Regions from separate parts of the Homo sapiens genome. Here region 1 is linked to region 2. Evidence: chromatin loops called from intact Hi-C (ENCODE). Cell type or tissue: PC-3. All regions are shown on one strand.

The links. A loop is a pair of places that touch in the nucleus more often than their neighbours do. Peaks named below come from ENCODE experiments on the same cell type or tissue, not always from the same donor. Only the 100,000 strongest peaks of a DNase experiment are listed, where the experiment ranks them.
Region 1: it touches region 2 in a loop (7-fold over the local background); 62 of 110 quality-filtered maps call a loop at or near these places.

What each region holds. Positions count from the first base shown.
Region 1 is chr13:98,508,543-98,511,042 of GRCh38, forward strand. The region is part of intron 2 of STK24 (serine/threonine kinase 24); the gene reads right to left. Among named protein-coding and RNA genes, the nearest start is that of STK24, 67 kb to the right of the region's middle. In PC-3, no CTCF peak of the experiment used is centred here; a DNase peak (open chromatin) is centred at 1,119; H3K4me3 peaks cover 486 bases; H3K27ac peaks cover 2,500 bases.
Region 2 is chr13:98,569,991-98,572,490 of GRCh38, forward strand. The region is part of intron 1 of STK24 (serine/threonine kinase 24); the gene reads right to left. Among named protein-coding and RNA genes, the nearest start is that of STK24, 5.9 kb to the right of the region's middle. RefSeq lists enhancers at 417-1,616, 1,244-1,293 and a silencer at 2,145-2,439. In PC-3, no CTCF peak of the experiment used is centred here; a DNase peak (open chromatin) is centred at 1,101; H3K4me3 peaks cover 2,025 bases; H3K27ac peaks cover 2,289 bases.

The DNA.
Region 1 (2,500 bases), 61 kb before region 2:
TTTCTGTTGGGACAGAAGATGAGATCTTTCTTGGTAAACTTATTGCTATTGTCCGGGAAAGTGAGGGTGGGAGGAACAGGGGGTATTTTAAAGGGGCCAGGGGCATGTCTGTGTACACAGTGTCTGGTTCCATGCCATACGAGCTATGGCAGAGAGAAAAAGCACTTTCCCCTAACTCTCAGAAAAGGTGGTCTTAAATCAGAATGAGTTAACTTTGTAACATACCACAAACTAACCTTCAGGGCCACGCCTCATATTTTATTCCCATGAAGCTCCCACTTAAAACAATTCACACCTTCTCTGCTTTGAAGTCCATTCTTCAGCTTTGCCAATTTCAAAGCTGTTTCATCAGTTCTCAAAGGGATGGTCAAGCTTGAGGAATGTGACTAGCGCTGGTGAGACTCACAAGAGCTCCTGTTCACAGACTAGAAATAATTTGTAATGAATTAATTTGTAATGTGGCTACCAGGCCAAAACATATAGTTTTGGGCACCCTTTTTTAGTTTCACAATACTTCATAAGCCTAATTATCAGACAATTATTTCCTGACTAGAAAATTGAAAGGGAATTTGATAATCACATGTAATAAACACATTAAACTATAGAAAACTTCCTAGGAGATATGAATTCAACAGAATAATCCTAATGGTTAAGAACATACATAGATGCTCAAAGTTATGATTAATAGAAATGGAAATAAACATAAAATACTGTTATAGCTAAGAGATTGGTGAAAGAAAGTTTTATAGTATCAATGTTGCCAAGAACGTAGACAAACCATGCTCAACACAATTAGCCATGATTAGTCATGAGGGAAATGCATGTGAAAACCATGAGATACTGCTTAACACAATTTTAAAAAAACAAACAAGGGGAAATTGAAACCTTCATTCACTACCATGAGAACATAAGCCACTACTGAAAACAGTCTCAACAGTTCCTCAAAAACAAAAAAAAAAACCAGTTCCTCAAAAGGTTAAACATAAAATTTGTATATTACAGTAAACTCTTCAAATTTTATGTTGCCTTGGCATCCATTTTGAATACAAGTTTAACTTTCTCATACCAGAAGCAGGGCTTAGTCACCCTTGACACGGTCTCCAGTTCTAGACCACACCCAAAAGGCCCAGCTCGCTGGCCAAGATAAGAACTTAGAGGCATCTCCTACACCCAGCAGACTGAGCTCCCCATGTTCCATCTGCTTCCTTTAAACAGAACACTCAGGCCTGCCCGAGAACTTACAGAGCCCCACGCCCTGTTCCCTCTTATATAATGTATACTGCCAGTTGTGCACACTCTCTCTGTCGCTCTCTCTCTCTGCCTGACTCTTCATTCTTGCCTTGTGTAACCCAGGACAGAGGACTGCCTCCTGCCCAGGATATGTAAGTAATAAGTCTTTGAACTTGGATTTGACCACGACATATTATATGTAATATCAAAATATCACATGTACCTCAGATATCTGTACAATCATTATGTAGCCATTTTTCAAAAGCATCTTCTAAAATATATGTTTGAACTTGCTTCCTGTTGTGATGGTGTACGGACTCTGTACCCTCCATCCGAAGAACCAACCACATTACCCCAGGACGTGTGGGAGCAAACAAGGTTGGACTCCCAGCACCAGAATGATGGCCAGGTAGTCAGACAAGACCCACAGGGGTGTCCGTCAGTATAAACAAGTTTCCCGAGTCGGGGCTCAGACCATTATGCGTGAGCCCATCCACCAGGTAAAAGAAGCATCCTGTGAAAGGCACACGGTCATCACCCACATCCAGCTGCCTTTCAGTTCCCCTTAGGGAAGGGTCGCTAGCTACTCTGATACTGGAACCCAATTCAGATGGGGGCTCCCAAAACACATTTGACCCAATAACCCCACTCCCAAGTAATACATCCAAAAGAAAGGAAAACATATCCACACAAAAACTTGTACACGAATGTTCATGGGAACAGTATTCACAACAGCCAAAAAATAAAAACCCAAATATCCACCAACTGATAAATAGATAACAAAGTGTGGTCTATCCACAGAATGGAACATTATTCAGCAATAAAAAGAGCTATTGACACATGCTGCAACAGAGCCCTTGAAAACATGCCGCGTGAAACAAACCAGACACAACAGGACACATGTTCTATAATTACACTTATATGAGGTGTCCAGAATACGCAAATCTATAGAGACAGAAAGGAGACTCGGGAATCTGGGAAGAAATGGGAAGTGAATGATGATGGGTAGAGTATCTTTCGAGGGGATGAAATGTTCTAAAATTGTGGTGATGGCTGCACCGCTCTGTGATATACCAGAAACTCTTGAATTGTATATTTTAAGTGGGTGAATTGTAGATCGGTAAAGGTTTTTATTTTTTTACTTAAACACAGAAACAAAAACCCACAGCTAAACCAGGCATTTAGCTGGTAAGGCTATTCCGAACAACCACACGGTAGTATTTTTTCCTTACTAATAAAAGAGATAGACAGTGTCTCACTCTGTTACCCA
Region 2 (2,500 bases):
CTCAGCCTCCCAAGTAGCTGGGAATACATGCGCCCACCACCACGCCCAGCTGTTTTTTTTGTATTTTTAGTAGAGACAGAGTTTCACCATGTTGGCCAGGCTGGTCTTGAACTCCTGACTTCAAGTGATCCACCTGCCTCAGCCTCCCAACGTGCTGGGATTACAGGCGTGAGCCACCGCCCCCGGTCAATTTTTTAATGTTCCTCATAAACTAAGGAGTAACAAAAACAAAAATCAACCAGGAGAGATCAAAGGGGCTGCCCTCGGGGAATAAGAAATGGCGGGAGGTGGAAGCAGCTGCTATCTTTCCCAACCAACCTTACAAAACTACCCATTAGACATTTCTAAATAGAAACTAAACAAAATCCTAAGTAATTACAAATAAAACAAAGGATGTGGACCTGTAACAGTTCTTTCAAACCTTACGGCCTAAAATTCTCTTAAAAAACAGGAAGAGACTTAAAATAATAGGAAGATAAACCCCAGCTACGTACTTGGTAAGCATTAATTTAAAACTTGAAATGTTCCCACAATGTATTCAGATACCAACAGAGCGCAGAACAGAAAAGGTTTCTTTTGCTGACGAAGAACCCTCAAGAAACACAATGGAAGGTCTCTAGAGTCAACAATGTTGTTCCCTGGGTGCGCATAAAGTGACTGGTAACCACCAATTTGGGATGTTTCACAGTTTGTACCAAGCAAAGGCATATCTCAGTTTATTTCCCCTAATTTAAACCTTGCAAACCAGGGAGCCATTTAGGATTAAGAAACTCCATAGTCACCCTCAGGAGGCAGGTTATTTTTCCCAAAGCATTTGGCACTTATATTTTTTATAATTTCCACTGCAAAAACATGAATTATGGGAAATGACTGCTACAAACTACTCCGACGACAGTGGCTGATTCTACGCGATGAGACATGGATAATAGAGTGCAACTTCTATTTCCTGCACTCACACCACCCACAAGATTCCATTAATGATAATCAGCTGAGCTAAGGCATTAAAAGGCACAGAAAGGTGGCTTGGGTGTGGTCCACTTCCTGCAGGTAAGGAGCTTCCACAAGGGCAGCTCTGAATCATCGGGAGTAATCGCCCAAATAAAGAGCTAAGGGGCCCGTTTCTCAGGAGACCATCGGACGCCTGGACTGCGGCTTTAGAGTGTGTGTAACCGCACAAGCACAGCAGAAAGTAGCAGTGACCATCGACAGGCTCCTCCCTTCAGTAACTGCTCACCCTGCATCTTGCACCAGGGTCCTGGAAAAATACTGAACTGAAAATGAAACTCAACCTGCACCACATTAGGCAGCTCAGCTCTACGCATCAGACCGTAGCTCCAAGAAGAGCATCAAAGTCAGAAAGAGGGTGGGAAAGCAATGATGCCAGCCGCCACCTGCCCATAACTGCTCAGCACAGTTAGCAAGCTAGAAAATCTCATCTGACCAATTCCTACTTGAAGGTCACTTGCTTTTATGTGACATGCTATCAAGAATACTCCCAGATCTGAGACTGGACTCCTCCAAAAGTTTGGGTTTTTCTAATTTAAAAAAACCTTGTGACCATCCTCCCCCTCAAAAAAGAACACTTTCAAGCAAAACAAATTCTTACCATTGTTACATTTTGGAACACGGAGTATTCAAAATAGGTTTTTTGTTTTTTTGACACTTACATAGGCAACTAACTAACAAAACAGTAACTAACAGTAACTGAGTACTTATTACTCTTTAGCACTGATCAGCAAAAAGGATCATAAAGCAAGAGGAGTAATGAGATACTATAAAATGTTCACTGAGAGTTCAAGCCACGAAGCTGAGTGAATGCTAAAAAAATCCACTTAGGCTGTCCTACTGACACCTGGGCTCCCCACTCGCATCCCTGGGCTTCCTCTTCCCTGAAGTGCTGCAATGCCTTCTAAAGGGGCACCCAGCACTCCCCACACCTGAGAAAGCAGGAGCCCCAAAGAACAGGAGATCATCTGCTCAAAAATGTGCCATACTTCCGGCTGTCTACAGATGCAAGGCCTCCCCCAGGCCCACAGGCACCCCACTGCCTCTTCAGCTCCAGGACCGATCTAGATCTAGCCCACCAGAAGCTGTGTCACCGCTTTCCAACCATGTGCCTTTGCTCACTGTGTCCTCAGTCACTGCAACCTTCTTAGAGCACATGCCCCAAAGCAGGCAGCCGACCTCTTGAGGACAGGATGGACTGAGGCTCTGAACTCTGCCTCCAACGACTCCGGGCACTATACTCTGCAGGCTCCCCTGTGCAGTCCAATGCTGTCAGTCACCAGAGCACACTCCACAGTTCAGCAAGTCCCCAAGGTGCTCTCCGAACCCACGTCTCGGATGTCCTGACTGTCCACACCCAGTGACACACCAACCTTCCCCCAGGGTGCAGATGGTAACAGGGTAACTGGGCAGGCACCTCCCAAGGAAGGAACGGAAAAGAACCCGTGGAAATGTGACACTAACAAGAAAAAAAAGTACAAGAGCACTTAAGCCA